2 separate regions of the Mus musculus genome follow, and region 1 is linked to region 2. A link is a loop called in an ENCODE intact Hi-C map of the cell type or tissue named here. Cell type or tissue: heart. All regions are shown on one strand. Each heading gives the region's core, and the rest is flanking DNA. Links, peaks and the distances in the headings are about the cores only. Region 1 overlaps Slc16a7 (solute carrier family 16 (monocarboxylic acid transporters), member 7). Region 2 has its middle 80 kb from the start of Slc16a7.

The links. Hi-C counts contacts between places; a loop is a spot of excess contacts. Peaks named below come from ENCODE experiments on the same cell type or tissue, not always from the same donor. Only the 100,000 strongest peaks of a DNase experiment are listed, where the experiment ranks them.
Region 1: it touches region 2 in a loop (2.6-fold over the local background); 7 of 42 quality-filtered maps call a loop at or near these places.

Annotation. Positions count from the first base shown.
Region 1 is chr10:125,261,879-125,271,324 of GRCm38, forward strand. The region is part of intron 3 of Slc16a7 (solute carrier family 16 (monocarboxylic acid transporters), member 7); the gene reads right to left. Among named protein-coding and RNA genes, the nearest start is that of Slc16a7, 42 kb to the right of the region's middle. In heart, for the core only: a CTCF peak has its summit at 3,239 (motif pointing right); no DNase peak of the experiment used is centred there.
Region 2 is chr10:125,384,137-125,393,582 of GRCm38, forward strand. It overlaps a transcript of Slc16a7 not described here. Among named protein-coding and RNA genes, the nearest start is that of Slc16a7, 80 kb to the left of the region's middle. In heart, for the core only: a CTCF peak has its summit at 4,882; DNase peaks (open chromatin) are centred at 3,775, 4,445 and 5,185; H3K4me3 peaks cover 1,525 bases; H3K27ac peaks cover 1,299 bases; H3K27me3 peaks cover 398 bases.

The DNA of each region.
Region 1 (9,446 bases), core at 2,268-4,767, 120 kb before region 2:
AAAATGCAATCTAACTAGAGATTTTCCTCCCTCCAATTTTCGAAGGCCATTATTGAAAACTTGCTTTTATTGTAGTAAAGAACTGGTATGTGAGGTTGGCTCTTCACATCTTACTAGGGACTTAAGGTGAATTATTCTTTTCTGTAGTTGTTAAAAATTGAATACTAAGAGCGTCACCAAAGCCAATTAAATTGTATAGGGTTGGCTACAAATAGTGGGGCACATGTATAAGTAACCAGTAAGCTTATTTACTCAAACATTTCAAGATTCTCACATTGTGACTTAAATAGGCCAAGCACTGTGTTCCCCTTCTTCGGGTGTCTAAGTTCTACTCTCTTCTCATTTTAGATTTTTCTCTTCCATTTAGCCAACAAGAATGGGGTAAGATCACAGATTCAAAACTCTTTCTAGTATACCTTTAATTATTTCATTAAACTCTAATTCATTATATTTCAACAGGCTTTTGATTACCAATTTGTTCATTAATTTTTATTACAATGCAGCGGGACGTTGGCGTGTTTTCTATTTAAACAGCAAGCATTTTAGAGCCTTTCCTTCGTATCGTTACAACATCACGTGAATACATTCGTATATTCGTCTCTGTACTTCTTGGTAGCAAACTATTACTTATTTTAAAGAGTGATTATGCTCAATACTGTTTTCCAGCCTTGGGGGAAAAGTGAGACTGCAAGGACCTACTCTTTCATAAGAAATCTAATTATCTGCTATGTATGTACCTTGTCAATATTCTTTGAAGGAGAAATGTAATATTTTTCTGGTAGGTTTAGAAGCAGAGAGAACTAGCGTGGAATGCCAACGTGGAGAGAACTTGCCCACTTTTGATTGCTCTCTAATTTTCAGGCTAGCCTGGAACTTACTGTGTAACCCAGGCTAGTCTAGAACTCAAGTCAGTCCTAGTCTCTCAGCCTCTCGAATGCTGGGGTTACAGACATGAGTCACCACACCCAGCTAACTGGGGCACCACTCAGGATGTGCTAGATGAAGACTCTGTTAGAGGCGAAGCGTCTTCATCTCTCCCTCTGAGTTCTCTTTAGTCGCCGTGTTAGAGCACCCATGAAGTGCAGAACAACCCCTTTCTCACATCCTCAGCTTTGTACATCAGGGAGGACATCAAAGTATTTGGAGATACAAATTCAGTTTCAATCTAGCTCCTGGAATAACACGGGCTCCTCCTATACACCTGCTTCCTTGGGTGACATTACCGTGCTTTCAGCCAGGCCCCAAACTGGACATCATCCTCAGTCAGTTTTCATGTTCCACACATTTTGTCCCAGATGTAGCAGATACATCAAATCTGGGTCCTAAACGCCACTCAGACAAGTGTCTCTTTTCACGCTTGTTGGCCTTTCCTTGCTTGTTCTATATCCCTTCTTTCACTGGACATAAATTGATCACTAAAGTGATCTCTGAAAAGCATAATGATGACCCTGGCTTTCTTTGGTGACGAGCCTAGTTGAAGACCAGCTTTGGAAATATGTTAAATATGTGAAATATGTTAAAAATGAGACACAGGCCGTTTTGTCACACACCTCTGACTTCCATGCGTGTTTATGATCTACGATCCTTGTGAGCTCTGTATATTAACACATCTCAGAAATACTTGCTCCCTCTGACGCTTTATCCACACACTTAGGTGTTAAAGATGCAGGATGGGTGAAGCTTCCCGGTCTCTCCTTACTCTTTTTTGCACGCACATTTACTCAGTTGCAAGGTTTTTTTTTTTTTTTTTTGAGGGTGTGGGTGATTTTACTTTGTTTCCTTGTTTTGGGGGGTGTTGTTATTGTACCCTCATTTTCTGATAAAGAACTTAAAAGTGTGGTGTGTAGGACATGGGAGAGGATCTGGGACAACTTGGGGAAGGAAATAGTATGATCAAAATTTTTAAATTTAAGAGTTGTTGTAAATAATGAAATTATATAATAAAGAGCAAGGTATAACAATGCATAAAAAAGCATTAATGACAAACGATAGGGTATACTGATATAATATTTTCTGAAGTGTATGAAACACCAGTGGAGGAAAACTCTACTTCACTTCTTAGGTAAATAATGTGTAATTATGCTTTTGCTCTGTTTCTTCCATAATTATTAAAAAAAAACCTTTCTTCTTTCAGTTTGAGCACCCCAGTTTTCTCTTACTACTTCAATGTGGCTAGTTACTAGTAAATAAACATTGTGGGCATCTTAAATAAGTAGTGACACGGGGATTACTCCTCTGGAATCCTAGGTAGCACTCCTTCTTCAGCCAGGAGTGGCTCCTTCATCCGGCAATGTCTGTGCACCGAGTCATCCACCTATTTGCACTGCGTACAGCTACCACGGCTTCTCTTACGGGAAGATATCTCTTCCGAAACATCCACGTCCTGTCACTCACCAAACCAACCTCAATCTGGGAAATTAGGGGGGTAATCCATGTCCTACAATTTACACTGATATGAAGACATTCCGAAAGAAAGGGGATGCGAAAGGAAACTGTACTTATCTTGGAAAAGGAGACTGCTGAAGGCACAGCATGAGAACTCTTCATTCTTACATTTACTACAGCCCAAAAGATCTCCCGAGACTCTCATACTGGAAAACAATACTGATGTCTTTCAACATCAACATTTGCTCTCTTTTCCTTTCCCTCCTCCTATTCTTCTACATTTTCTAAGATCGTGATAAATTCGGTAACTGCTTGATTATTTTAAATATCTCCCTAGCGTCTCATCAAATATCTTCAGCATGTTTTCCATGACTTAATTCCAATTTCTTTGTGACAAATCTCTGTTGATCCTTTCATTTCCACAGCGGTTTCTCGCTTCCTCTCTATATGTGGGCATTTGGCTCATGAAGCAGCAATTTGGCCGGCAGCAATCTGAACACTGTGGCTCTTCTTTCCTCCGCATCCCAAAATTAACTGTAAACTGACAAATCAATAGCGTGGAGTTATCACTCGCAGGTCCTGACTGGCCTCAGGAGCCCCCGAGGGTTCAAGTCAATGCCTTTTTGCTTCGTGCAAGAGCTCTAAGGCTGAGTGTGGATGCTAGGAACCCAAAGCTGGAGCTGCATTAGCGTGTGACCCTATGGGAAGCCTACCCTGCTCTCCTATCTGCAGAAATGGAGCATCTCACCCTGTAACCAGAGCTGCTTCTGCCAGATTAAAATGTGCATTTAGTTCATTCCTTTATGTGTATGTGTTTGACCTGTAGGTCTATGCATCAACGTGCATGCATGTCTGTTGCCGGTGGAAGCCAGAAGAGGGCACTGCTTCCCTGTAACTGAGTGTGTAACTGAGTGTGAGCTGGCTTGTGGGAGCCAGGTCCTCTGGAAGAGCATCCCTTGCTCTTAAACTACTGAGCCCTCCATTCTGTCCCCTCTGACCTGATTTTTAATAAACACTTATAAGACATCATTGTAAGGCTATTATTCCTAAGACTCGCCTAGAGTCAAGTGCTAAGAAGGAGAAGGTCCAGCCTAGCTCTGAGAAGTGTTTGCTTCCTCACAGCACGCTTGCAAACACCAAAGATTTTCAAGGTGTTCCCAATGCCTTCCACCCTGGACAGGAGAAGCTTTGGAGCTGCCCTAGACACAGATGTCACGAAACAGCTTTCAAGCTCCTCAACGGATTCTTTCGCACGGGAAGCTCACGACTCTAAGAGCTTAAGCTCAGTGTGCAATGGCCTTTTGCCTCTGGCCAGTCGTCGGCACCTTCCTTCCTTCCAAGACAAGGCTACGGTGTGTGGCACTAAGACTACCGGCTGTCCTCAATAAGATAAAGTCGGAACGAGAGCCACAGAACAGGCTGGAATCCCACAAAGAGTGGGCTGACTGCCAGAACCATGTGTAGTTTAAGACCAAGAACAGAGGCTTGGCCCATGCCAGGGTTTGGAGTTGGTAAATAGATTTTAAAACCTCCAGTAAGAACCATGTGAGGAACGAGCAAGCCATCTACCTTTAAAGTCCCGAAAGGTCCCGTGAAGAGGTGGGGAAGGTAACTGTTAATGAGGAAATGATTTTTTTTTTTTTAAGATTCACATGATCCACTGTTGTGTTAATTAGAAATAAGATGGGTATTTGACTGGTACCATCTTCATCTGCCTTTGAGACACAGGGTTACACGAGTCAGCTGTCTTTCACTGGAATCATTACAGCAGCGGAGACGGCAGTAATGCTTGAGAGATCACGAAATTCCACGTTTGCTTTCAAAGGGCAGGCAGGGCTTCCTCCTGTTGGCTCACGTCCCTGTCCCTTTACAAGGGCGATAACAGTCCCATTTGAATGCCTGCTTTGTTTTCTTGCCGGTGCCACGAGGCTCCATTTACTATCTGAACTAGTTTTGCCCTCTGATGTTAATACTTAATCTCTTAAAGTCTTGGCTACAATAAAAGCCAGTAATCAAGTTTTATAATCTACTGTTTCCATGAGCGCCCTTGTCTCCTGGCTGCTTAGGTATCCTCTATGATTCGCAAGCAAAAACATTCTTTCTCCCCTTTAAAAAAAAAAAAAAAACCTGAAACTTCCACTATCATTTCTGCCTGTCTGTCTCATTATAGTAAACGACTATTGCCAGACTGTTTGCTTGGCGAAGGCACTACATATTATCAGGAACTATTTCAACGTGCATGAGAAAACTTCAAGATGTCCCTGCCAAACCAAACCACAGTAAGACTGAGAAGCACCCACCCTGTGGGGCTTCACACCCCAGGGTGACTTCCCTGGTCACCTGAATTCTTTGAATAGCTCCAGTGGATACTTACAATATGTAGTCTTTCTGAGTGTGCCTTTGGGAACTGGGCTTTTCTTAGTGTGGTGTGCAAAAATAGCTTAGATCAGACAGCTGCTGTTCTTGTGTTGATGTGGACACATAGCATAAATCCAGTATCTCTGGAAGAAGATATACGAACAGCCTAGGGGCTCTGCAAGAATGTGACATGATATTATCCTTTGTTAAAAAGTCTTAGTCTGTTTTATTGTTTTGAGATTATAATACAATTTTATTGCTCTATTCTTATTTTCTCTCCCAACCCCAGCCTTCCTTTAGATACATGATTTCTTTTTTCCTTCACCGTTATGCATTTGTATATATATATTTTTTTCCTCTATGTTGTTACTTGTAAGTATATCTTCAGGACTGACTGACCTTTGTTGGTACTGCATAGACAATCAGCGAGCCACCACTCTCCTTTCTAGTTTTCCTTAGCTGCCTATCGTTCTTTGCGTATGCTTGCAGCCTTTGGAACTTTTCCCCATCCAGTTCTTATATGAATGCACAAATAATAAGATGAATTTTGGAGATCTTGGCCACTATCACGCAGGGCAGTGGCAAACCATTCCAGTCTCTGTAATCCAATAGCTCTTTGTACTATGTGCACTGATAGATAGAAAAGAAGGCATGACATGCAAACGCTGGAGGGAAACCAGGGCACACTGCTGTTTTGATATAAGGAGAAATTCGTCAAATGATCCTAGAAAGCATCCACTGACCCTGATGGAACATCTGGGCAGGAACTCTGTATCAAGGATAATGCAAAGAGTGACAGGAACCAGTCTAGAGTATGGCTGTCTTAAGATCTCAAGTCATCATGGAAACAAAACCAGGAAAGTCTGTTCCACACACACATTGACTCAGATCCCAGGCCCTTTTTATATCACAGCGATAGCAACGGACATCAACACAGCTCATAGCAACAGAGGGGCACCACATCAAAACTCTTACTAATCAAATGCCAAAGAGGCCAGTTTCAAGTGAAATTATTTAATGATGTTACCAGAGGAAGGAGGTTTTCCAGACTGAATTGATTGCATTTAAAGGTCCATCACTCAGCAAAGATAACTTCTGGGAACTCCAATAACCTCGTTAAATTTATCTTCCTTGGCAATGCAATTAAGCAATAATAAGAAAAATACTGTCCATTTGATGTAATGTTAAGTACTGAGACATATAACAATCTCTAGTGTATAAAATGTGACATACATCCTTTCTGGAGAAAAATACCATGACAGATATCAATTAAGAACCTGTTCCAGGAAGGTGTGGTGGCGGCACGAACCTTTAATCCTAGCATCCAGGAGGTAGAGGCTGGAGGATCTGAGAGTTAGAGGACAACCAGTGCTACACAGAGAAACCCTGTCTCAAAAAGGCAAAACCAAACAACCAAACAACCAATAAACTTAAACCCCCAAACAACAAACAACTCTTCCCAAACCAGTGGGAACTACATGCTTAAATAAGAGCAAAACCAGAAAAGGTTGACTGTTTGTTTGTTTGTTTGTTTTTGTTTTTAGGAATACTGCCATGGTTACCCATGATAAAAGGCAAGGCACTGTGTGTGAAGTATGAGAACTATTGTACAGAACTGGTAAATGTATAAGCTACTCCCACTGGGCATATTTTTCCATCTGATGTGAAAGAATAAAACTCTTCACCAACTGAACTCTTACTTCTCACAAGCCGAAGTGAACCGGCTCACTACTGATGGAGGCAATGCATCACATCAAGCATTCAAAATAAATTAGTGGCCATTAAGCCGCAAGCTCCCCATCATTTGTGTTACAAATGATGCTGAGGCATCAGGCATTACCGGAACCACCTTCCGTCTCCAGAGCGATATTGATGTTCTGCAGCCAGAGCCCATTAAGATGATTCAATGAAATACACCAACTTCAGAAGAGATACAACATCTCAGACTCGCGATAAGAATAGGGTTGAGGTTTCCTAGTAGCAAAACATTTTCTCCTGACATAAAAACTGCGCTCTGAGGTGCAAGTTAAATATGCCTCAAATCAAACTGACTCCTTAGGAGACCAGTAGTAGCGTGCTATTTATACCATCGCTGCTTCCATACTGAATCACAAAGCACAAAGGGGGTGTGCGGATTCTATTCATGAGCTATGAAAAACAATTTTGCCTTCATCTACTGTTTCATGTTTTAAATTCTTTTGAAGATGATTTAGTTACACGGCAACTGTATTGGACTGTATAGGTGCTGACACAGAAAGGGAAGTTTCCAGTTGCATTTTAAGAAACTAGAGGACTATTCAGGATTGTATGCAATTGTGGTAGTATTTGAAGATTTGAAAAACGTTTTAAGATTATAAACATCATGAAACATGGATTATTCTGTTTTCACCATTGGATTCTTGACATATGGGAATAAGGTTTAGCTACAAAAAAAAAGAGGACTTGTGAATGATATAAGTTAGCAAGTCTACAATGCCAGGTATCTTTAAGAAAGTTTAGGTATATTTCTGGCTCTAATTGAGCCTCTGATATTCTGTTCATTACCTCTACATCCAGAAAGTCAGACTTGAATTCAGATAAACAAAAACAGTAATACACTGAGGGAACATGTCTACCATTTAAGTATGTCTGAACACCTGTCAGAACCCATGTTGAGTCTTTCTTGGGTTGGCAACTACGGAATATTTGTTCATACATGAATAACCTTTTGTTTTTGTGGTATTGTAAAAGTCACCTTTTATGTTCACTCTTACACAATAATACACCCCCATTTGTAAAATTGGTATTGGCAAGAGGAGGGTACAGAGCCTGGAGTGGCTAAGTCTAAAGGCTAACTGTATCTAGTTCAGGCACAAAATTGATTTAATAGAGTGAGCGAGGCGATCAGTTGTCCATAAAGGTCAATAAGAAATGTTACCTCAGCTCTTCTGAAGGCCCTGATACAGTGGTAGAAAAGCAAGCATCCAAAGGTTTCAGAAAAATTAATGAATGAACAAAGAAAGGAATCAAACTCAGGGTAGAGTTTAATATCTAAGACAGGATTCCCCAGTCCAGAATCAGAAGTAAGGTTTTGGTCATGCAGGGCCGTCCTCTGTTCTTTGCCTTCTTGGTCATGCAGGGCCGTCCTCTGTCCTTTGCCTTCTTGTGCTTGTTTTGGGTTCATTAATTTAAAAACTTCTCATGGAGATTCAGGAAAAATTACATTTCACAACACAGACATAAAATATGTTAAGTACATTACAGGATAAAGAGGACTCTCTTTTCTTTCTTCATCTTCTTCCTTCCTTCCTTCTCTTCCTTCTTCTTCCTCCTCCTTCTCCTCCTCCTTCTCTTCCTCTCTCTTCTTCTCCTTGTTCTCTCCTCTCCCCCCTCTTCCCTCTCTCTCTGTTTGTACTATTAGAACCCACTTATAGTGTTTGAAGACTTCCTTCCTTCTTTTCATTTTCTATTTCTTCACACAGCCTGTAGTACATGGCATCCCAACATTTTTGCTGATATAAATACCACTTAATTCCCTGCTTTATAATGAACAAAACTGATTCTGAGTTCACGACTTGGCTGCAATCACGTACCTCTTACTGGTAGAGTTTAGGTTTCACCTCTAACTTTTTCTTCTGGATAATTTCGTGCTCTGAAATGCTATGGTAGCATGAAACAATGCTTGCTTATATTTTATAAAAGCACTCAGCCATTTCCAGAGTACTTTCCCTTTGTGGTGTGGGTCATATGACTTTTCATGAAGGAGCCAAGAGTGACATGAGTAAACATTTTTCAGACGAAGGAGTCGGGTTCTGACAGTTGTGCTTGCTTGCCTAAGAATCACATGGTCACCACACAAAGAAATAAAGATTAGAGTTCAGTCTGTGTACTTCTGATCCACAGCGCTTCAGAACACCGTGAACTCCATGATGGGGAAAAGCAAACATTACACATTTATCCAGAACTCTCTCCTTCTACCCCCACACTTAGAAGCAATGACAAGCAAGGTTGCCAGGCTAGCTTTTCTACAGCGGGTCCTGTGATCTCTGCCAGTCTTTTAACCTTTCGAAGTTCAGTTTTGCTTTTTAGAGAAGAATGACTCTGACCTTCTCATACTCATCGGCTATTTCAAACGCCACAGGATCAAAGCCTGAGGACGGATGTTACACAGTTAACATGTCTACAAATGGAATGTCTCACTGTTTTCTGCTACTTAGCTTGCAGAAAGGTGAAAGTCTTAGTGCAGTCTGTTTTGATTCCTAAGTTGAATATATATATGAATACAATGTATAGATTTAGAATAGTAGGGGGATGGATCACAACTTAACATGAAGAACTAATCAATTCGGAGAGTGCCAGTGAGGATGTTGTCCACTGGACTCATTCTTGAAGACATTTAATATGTTAAAGAACATAGGGACTATTGATCCTTTGCACACGTGTGGAAATGTTGGGTGAATACACACTGTTGTACAATAGCTGTCAAAGCAGTGTAAGAGCCCGAAACTTCTTTGAAGTGACTAAGAAAATCATAATTTAGTGAGATAGAATAGAATGAGACAACTCCAACGTGGAAAATAAGTATATTTCAGGAGAGAGATGCTGGCTTTACTAATGCCAGTTGGGATCTAACTATCTCTCAAAATTAGTTAGAAAAAGAAAAAAAATACATGGGTTTTGCTCAGATGGTGTGACTGCCTACCTGAATGTCCTTAACCATTAAT
Region 2 (9,446 bases), core at 3,380-5,879:
GAGGGTGTTTTGATTTTGATGTGCTTCGTTTTCATTATAGAAGTCTTTATGTAGCCCAGGATGGCCCTTCAAATTGTGATGCAATGGAAATGGGCCCTGCACTCCTGACCAGTTTGTTTCTCCCTCCAAAGAACTACAGTGATGGACTTGAGTACCTGGCTCATCCAAAAAAGTTTTGAGAAAGCCTGCCACAAAACAGGGCACCAAATAAATGAGCCTATTCAATGTTTAATTATTTACCACCAATATGTCATCTAGCAGGCTTTTCCGATCTGTTAAGATAAATAAGCCAGTGAAGTGGAAATAACCTTTAAAGCCCTAAGGCCAATATTAATATTGGCTAGCTACAATGCCTTAAATGATTTCTATGCATGTGTTAGTTCTAAACACTATGGCACTTAATCTTTCTAATCTATATGAAATTTGTTCTTATCTTCTTTTTACAAAAAAAAAAAAAAAAAAAAAAGGAACCAAGAGTGGAAGAGATTTAACAACTAGTCCAAATTGGCAAGAAGCAGAACCTAAAATCATAATACAGGCACACCAGTCTCACTTGCTCTGATCTCTGCCCATCCCAGATGAGTGAGATATTTGACCTCCATTCCCAAGACCAAGAACACATAGAATGCTTTCTCTAGTAAGTATAATTTATGATAAAATAGAATATCTGACTGAAGAGATTCCCGACTCCTGGGTCAATCTCAAAAAAGTTCTGATGAAGACAGATGTCAAGACATGGAAACCAGTAAGGGCCTTAACCACTGAAATAGTCAGAGGCCAGGATGAGAAGGGGAGAGAGGCAGTGAGAATGCTTACTGTGATTGTTGTATCCACGCTAGTTGTCAGGTCTGACTTATGACACCTCACATTCAGCATCTTCTTCCATGTTCAAAAATACCATAGAAAGTCAACTCTCTCCTGTCACGAGACCTGTCACTAAGCGGTCTCTTAGGAGCAACTTAAACCTAGAGTCCATGAAGGAGTCTTTCCTGAGTGGCTTTCCTGTCTGCTTTGGGTGGGTTTCACACAGGTATTTAAGGTGTATGTGCCTCATTTGCTAATTCACCATCCAAGAGAAGGTGCTTCTCTAATCCACATAAACACATCTTACAGACTAGACGGCTGGCGGGAACATGAGGCTAGGAGCCCCTCCAAAGAGTTTTGGCATTCCCGTCTTAGAGGGCAGAGTGCCCGTGACCCTTCCTGCTTGAGTCGGAGCTGGAGACACAGGAGGGTCAGCTGCTGTTCTTGGTAGGTTTCCTTCCCCCTCCTCTCGTGTCACATCTGCTTCTGTTGCTCTTGACTTCACTCTTTCTATAATTTGTCTTTCGGAACTACCATGTGCCAGGCACTGAAGAACATGACAGAAAGAAGTGTTTGCCCTATGAAGCAGTGACTATTTCTGTTCACAATGCCTGCAGAAACTTTATGGTGCCTACTCCTGCTGAGATATGGAGGTTTTGGTTCCAGAGAGAATTTTGTTTTGTTTGTTTTAAATTTTTTCTTCTTTGTATATTCTGTATTTTTAAAAAATGGTTGAAAGAATAGCTAAGTAGTTAGAAAATTTGTGAGTACAAGCCAAGATCCAGAGAAACAAATAAATCAAAACTTTGAGATGGCAAGAAGAAGAAAAAGAAGAAGAAGAAGAAGAAGAAGGAGAAGGAGAAGGAGAAGGAGAAGGAGAAGGAGAAGGAGAAGGAGAAGGAGAAGGAGAAGGAGAAGGAGAAGGAGAAGGAGAAGGAGAAGGAGAAGAAGAAGAAGAAGAAGAAGAAGAAGAAGAAGTGTTTGCCCTGGGTTAACTCAACAAAAGGCAAAAGCTGCATTATGCAGAGCTGTTTATTCCATCTCTCTCACTGAATACTTGCTATGGCTTCAATATGCTTTGTCCCCAACAAATCTCATGTAGAGTCCTCAACTTCTTACAGAATGGTGTTGTGCCAAGCGCTACTGGCGACTTGAAGGGGGAGTTGGGATTTGGGGAATACCACTCATAATGCTTCTGACAAGATTAGTGACGTCAGGTGAGGTTGGGTTAGTTACTGGGGTAGCAGTTAACCACACCACATGTTTGGCCACTTTTGTATGTTCCGTTCACCCTACTACATTCGCACGTTATCATGCTACCAAGGGACACTAACAACATGCTAGTACCATTATGTTTATGTTTCGCATCCATCTGTACCATGAGGCAAATCAGCTTCCTTGGTTTTCTAATATGTTTTCCAGCATCAGGTGTTGTGTTAGACACAACACTGCTGCAGACTAAGACACTAGCTATGCTGATAGAGTAAGCCCTGAGCCTAGACATGTCTGTAAATATGAGTGTACACAATTCTCCCCTATAAGGTCCTTATATGTTTATAGAAAAGAGTCATATCATGCCTGAAGACAGACAACATTCTAATGACACTAAGGTTACTATACTTTTCAACCTCCAGGAATGAGTAAATTACTCTTGTCTAAAAATATAGAAGAAAGTGCAACATGATAGCTTTTCTCAAAGGGAGGGGCAATCAATACATTGGCAAAGACAGTCCCAGGGAGGGACTCCTGAAGAAGGAGTCTATCACCAACTGACACAGGGTCACTCACAGTGAACAAGAATGCAGAACCAAATGCTTGGGTCCCTGAGGTACACCACTTCCAAAAGGTGCCTTTTGGCAGATCTGATAAGTACTTTTTACAACTGCTAAAGTCTGTTTGGATTAACTGGGATATAGGTCTCATTCTTAGAGAAAAAAGGAAGTGGCAAAAACTGAAAAACAAGAGGTGCTGAGAAAGATTAACCAGATAACTAGAATCCCCGGCTACTCGTGTCTGTGTGTGTGTGTGTGTGTGTGTGTGTGTGTGTCTGTGTGTGTCTGTGTGTGTCTGTGTGTGTCTGTGTGTGTGTCTGTGCTCATACTTCTCAGAATGTGAATTTCTTGAGACCACATCACAGTAACTCCAGTAGTAACTGGAATGAAGCTGGGGTGTCAAAATTAGCTACTGCCCATTCTAAGGGGTTCCCGTAGTTTATTTTCCATAGTAGTAATTCAGAATGGGTACAGCCAATCTTATTTTGTAGACAAGGGAAAAAAATGAAGACAAAATTACTAATAATACACTGCACCTTACAAAAATACAGAAACCATTATGGTGGTCTCTGGGTCTCACTCTCTCTGTATTCTGTTTCCTTTTATCCCGTGTGTATCTCCAGAGTGTTTGATGAGTGAGAATAGAGTCAAAAGAATCATCTAGAGACACACTTATTTCACCTCAGGTACCCAGAATAAAATTCTGGATAAGGAACATATTTTTTGTTTGTTTGTTTGTTTGTTTGTTTGTTTAGGTCGTTCTGCCTTCCCTACCTGTAGGAAAGATGGAGGCCCAAAATATAGGGCTGATGTTAAAATGAGATGTGTGTGTCTAGAGACAAAGGGGGCATTTGCAGGAATGTGTACTGATTTGTATCTAAGAAACTGTTGGTAATTGATGATTGCTTCAGAAAAGAGTGGCACTTCCCTTTCACCTCTATTCCCAGAGAGGAGGGCCACTGCAAAGTTCCCCTGGGCTGCACAGAATCCAAAGCCAGCCTTGCTATTTTAACAAGATTTTGCTTCAAAATAAAAGTTACGAATAAGACGTGGAAGGGGGCATTGCACAGTGATAGAGCTCGTGGTCTAATCCTCAACTGCTCCCCCACTGCTTGCTTTGTGGGTTTCTTTCTTTATGAGCTGTTACAGCATATACTGAGCTAGCTGCCCTCTACCGCGCCCCGCCCCTTCATCTCTAAAATTATTCCGTTACCCTCCCATGTAAAAGGACTTAAAAGCAGAACATATGGAGAGTTAGGCTTGCCTGACTGTCTTCATGTAACTTAATTTGTTCGACTCTCATCTGCATTCTGTGGCCCACACCCAACTCTGATTTTCCTCTTGCCTTCTCTAAATCCTCACCTTTGTGGTTTGGGTGACAGGGCACGGGTCAAGGGAACCTGAGAAGGCCTCGGGAGCCTTGCTGTCCTAGCTGACTGGGTTCAGGCATGAAGCCTGGAACACCCAAAAAAAGCATTTGTGCCCACGGTTTCCTCCTGTCGGGGCTTTTTGAGTCTCGAGCATCGTTCCTGCTATTTTTAATCCCTTCACTGCATCTCCTTTTGGTTTGGGGAGGGAGAAGGGCATGGACGATTAGCTTTTGTATTGCCACTACACAGTTCAATGTGGCCCGGTTTTAATTTTCCACCAAAAAGGGAGTTAAAGAAACACTTGCAGAGAAATTGGTGTGTGTGTGTGTGTGTGTCTGTGTGTGTGTGTGTGTGTGTGTGTGTGTGTGTGTGTGTGTGTGTGTGTGTGTGTAATTGCCCCAGAGTAGTCCAACCAGGAAGTGAGAGACACCCAGAGCACTACTTACTGCTCCTCCCAAAGCAATCTGCAGCCCTCTTGGCTAGTGGAAGTAAAGAATGCAGAAGCCAGCAGGGAAGCAGCATCCGCTGAGGCTCACAGCCACCTGTGTGCTACCTGCCCAAGACTGGTGTCCCCAGCGTGATGAAATAGCTCAGGAAGCCCAGAGGACCACAGGTGGTACTGGCTCTTCTCAGGTCCCTGGAAGACAGCGTAACCTTTAGGCCAGGCCACAAGCCTCTCCTGCATCTGTCCAGTGGTCTCCGGTCTCCACCCAGGTTTCCTGGGGACCGAAACAGGACACCTTCCCTTCTCCCCAGGTGCGGATCTTCTGCTGAAAGGGCAGCCGTTCCTTCCACGCACTTCCCCACCCATCCACACCCACTTCAATGACACCACCCCAGACGCTGTGGGTCTGGGGAGATGTGGGCGAGCATGGCAGGGGCATTCGCCTGGCAGTGCCCGCCTGATGTTCCGCCGTGCCCAGAGGAGGCGCCACAGCATAGTTGAGCAGCGCCAGCAGCTGGTGGCCTCGACCCTGAGACTTCTGAATCCCCGAACCTTGGGGACCCTGAAGCTCCCGCCGCAGCCCGCGCCCGCTCGGCTTCGGGATTTTTTGTCTATATAAGGGCTCGAGGCACTTGGAGCGCCGGCTGGCACCGGCTGCCATTTCTCCGCACCCGCCTGCGGTCCCTGGGTAACCTCACTCGCCCTCCTCCCGCCTCCTCCTCCTCCTCCTCCCGTCCTCCCCGGGAGCACCGCCTTTACCTGACTCTGACACCCGGTGCGCACCGCCGCTCTCCCGGTCCCCCCGCCCAGCAGCAGCCGCCCGGCCTCGCTGTCATCCGCTGAATGGAATTATTTATTTATTTATGTCCCCTGACGTGTCCTCCCCTACCGAGGCCCGGGAGAGGGGTGCGGGAGCAGAGGCGGGCTGGGGTGCCCGGGAGCGCGCCTGGGTGCGGTGAGGGGGTGGACGCGGGAGCGGGGTGCGGGCTGGGGGCGCGAGGAAGGGAGGCGCACTGAGCATGCTCCTGAGGGCTCAGCGGTTGGCGCTGGTCTGCGCGGGTTCTGTGGCTCCCGGCACTCCATTTCGGATTTTAGTTCTGACCCGGAGCGATCTGCTGTGGCTGGGCAGCCCAGACTTGCTCCGGCCTAGCGCTTTGGCGCCCAACCTGAGGAGGCAGGTGTGAGGTGGCCTGAGAGACCTAGGCTGTTATGCAATGTCTAGATAAGGATGCAGAGAGGAGCCTGCAGAATGCAGAGAAAAGAGCTACGACAGAAAAGGCTGCGTGACTCATCCATCCATCCATCCATCCATCCAGTCGTTCGTTATTCATTCAGTTAAGGACTTCCGTTAGGAATGAGTGCTGGCTTGATTGAGGATAGAGAAAGGTGTGCTGTAGGAGCACCAGAGACAAATCCTTCCAAGAAAAACGTAAAACTTACAAGCATGGAAAACAGCTCAAAACACTGAAAGTGTAGAAGTTGCGGGCAGTGGTTGGTTATCAATTGTAAATAATTTATGTCACTCACATTATTTAAGTTTCACGACGGGATTTAGTTATTTAAGCAAGAATAACACTAAGGACTATGGTAAACCCCACAGATGTTGAGTTGGCCTTTTTTTTCACCCTAACATGCCCTTCTTGGGGAAGTTGAAAAGAGGAAGGAAGGGTTGGAACTGAAGGGTTGGACAACTCGAAGACTGACATCTCTACTTAGAGAAAAACCTTGTGGCACTATATGTGCTTGAATTTGAGAGCAAGGCTACAATTTTCTGCCCATTTAATTGGCCTTTCCTGTCCTGATCATCATGATGCGATACTCCATTAGATTCGGTCACTGTTACTCATGTTACACACATTTGGAGACCGAGGCAGTAAGGTGGGATCACTTGGGTACACATTCAGGACGTCTTACTATGTCTCCTCTAGGCAGTCTGCAGGGCAGAATTTTAATATCAATTTCTGCCATTACAAAAGAGGGAACTGTTTTCATAAGATTTGAGCGCGACAATATGTGTAGTGAACAGAAGATAATTTGAGAGGCTGTTAACTTCAAAACGGCTCAGCCAAAAAGTTCTGTGGCTAAAGATGTTTGCCACCAAGCCTGGTGACCCGAGTTCAAACCCCAGAATCTACATGGCAGAGCAGACCTACACTTGTAAGCTGTCCTCTGACTTCCACACACCTGGCAAACAAGACCAGTTGCGTACACACACACACACACACACACACACACACACACACTTAAGTGCACGCACAAGCACACACCCTAACAATGATGAATGTTAAATGTTTCTAAGAACGTTAATAGTCCAAAAGGAAAACTTGAGGCAGGATATTCTAGAAAACCCATTTTTACAAGGGGGGGGGGAGGGAACAAAACAGTATAAATGAATAATTGTGGAAGATAAGAATTGAGTACCTAACAAAGATTATAAATGTCTTTATTTTATTGGCACTAAAGAGTAATAAACGTTTAAAACAAGCAATGTAGAGACACAGCAAGGACATGTTCTTGGATGTTTGCAATTAAGATGTTTTTTGGTTATTTGTCACTTCAGTTTCTTTTCACAGTAAAGGAACAGGAAGCACAAGAAACATACAGTGCTTAAATTAATCCACTCGTTCCTCTCCTTCTCCCGTGTTGTGTGATTTGTTTTTATCTTTTTCTCTCCAGGCTCTGGAACTACTTAACTCATTTGCTAAACTTACAACCTTCAACGCTCAACCCTTTAGCACCATAGCAGGCTTTCATCGCAAGTGCTACTTTTCTAGAATTTAAATCTCAGGATCCAGATGGGCCTGTGAGTACAGCTGGGGCAGGAAGACTTGTACCTTCAAGGCCACATGCCTTCATGCCCCAGCGTAGACTATGAGTATCTGGACTCTAAACAGTAAGTGTGATATAACCAAGGTCCTGCTCAGAAAGTTGGCTTTCTCTATTATCACTCTCTCCATGGCCATGCGTCTATAGAAGAGATCAACACCCTGAAGTCTCGGGTTTCTCCAGCTGCTGTGGTAGAATACAATAGACTGTGTAGGTTAAACAATGCATGCTTGCTTCTGCCAGAGACACAGCAGTGTGCCAGCAGGCCAGGTAGACTGAGTTCTGATCTGCCATCTCCTAGCTGTTTCCCCAAAGGTCAGGTCAGGAGCCTGCTGGCCAGCTTTGAGTTCTCCTGGAGAGCACTACTAATTCTTGCCACCTTCGTGGCCTCACTACAATGAATTACCTTCCTATATACCTTTAGCTCCAAATAATCATAACCAGTATGAGAGTTTCAATTCGTAGATTGTAGAAAAAATACAGATACATAGTCAAGGCAACCAGACAACTAGAGCAACTCCTGTACTTTTCTTTAGGTAAGACATCAAAGGGCAAAATGACTTCTCAGAGATACTTCTGCCAAGTGGGTAAAGCTAATCCATATCACATGGTGATGGGGGCTAAGGAGAACTAAGGAATCTACGTCAATGCTAACAGTCTATAGGTGGCCATGATCTCCTGCAGAAAATGGATCCAACCTGTGGAGTAATTATGAACTTCAACAAGCTCAGCTAAGCAATAGACTCTGGGTATTGCCTCCATATGGTATAGTGTCTGTCTTTGCCGTAGGTTAGCTCAGCCATGAGTATGAAGCTTAGAGTCAGTGCTTGGTAGAATCACTTCTTTTCTGTATCATTCAAAGGAGAAGGCAAGAGCCACCAGATGTATCTAAAGGACAAAGATAGTGTTTGGAGATTTGCCGCAAGACCATGAAAACTTTCCAGCCCTCTCTAAGGAAATCTGTCCATCTGAGCATTTCTCCAATCCCTACACTGACCCGAGACATGGACCACCATACCCTGATAGGCTGCTTGAGCACCAGGTGGCTAACACACTGGGGTCCTGGTAAGGTGCATCATCCTGCTGGGTGGGAAGTAAGCTTCCTGAACTTTAGGAAACACTATTCCTCTGGAAAATGTTTAATAACCCAGTGGCCCCAGGGTCCCCATGGCATTCTCCCTCCAGCATAAAGGAAATGTGCAGTTTTTAATATTTTAACCATGTAAAAGTAAGGACACCATCTGTTTGCCCAGAGTTTACAGGTGGCATAGGCCACATCATATTTACAGCTACCACTATATATAGCCATAGCCTGAGGTATTTGCTGTTGATAGGTGTCACACACTGTGTTTTTTGGAAACCAACAATTCAGCATTCTAATTGGTTTGATGATATCAGTATTAACGAAATCTATGTACAGATTACATATTATCTCTCTGTCATCTATATAACAGCTATTATATATATATATATATATATATATATATATGTCTATTATCTATGCATGTATCTATCTGTATCATCTACATCTCTTATCATTCATCTATTAAAATAAATGTATGTCTACATGCACTTGACAAGCTAAGCGTGGAGTTCACAACACACACAGTTTGTAAACTCTTATTGATCTAATACCATGAGAAGTAGACTATGCCTTTCTGTAGATCATTTCACCAAGTTGTATGTGCTTTTTTACTTTCAACAGTCTCACCTTTCAAAATGAAGTATGCTCATTTTTTAATATTTTCTTGGTGTTTTTAAGTATGATTTCCTGCAAGGAAAATTCGCACATGGTAGGTGTTATAGCTTTGAGTTTTGGTAAATGTTCACATCTCTGTAAGCAGTGCTATAACCGGCAGTCAGTTCTTTAGCTCCATCTCCAGCACTTGACAACTAGTAATTTTAGGTTTTCATCTCATATTTTTCTAAAATTAACAGAAAAGAAAAAAGCGCTTGTAAGTCTTGTTTCTTGCTCTTGACAAGTTATTCCATCTCACAGGCAGGCTTCCAACTCAGTGCCATCCCAGCAGCCCTTGGGAAGCTCTCTGGACACTTACACTCACCTGAGAGATTTCCACGGCAGCACACCATGATGTGTTCATCCAGCTAGAGTGTCATTTTGCTCAGGGGCTTTCCCTTCTCCCATTTCCAATCAGTCAAGCTAGCTCCCTCCTCCTCAGAGGTCACGGCTCTAAGATTCGCAGACCTTCCCCTCTCACACTGAGTGAG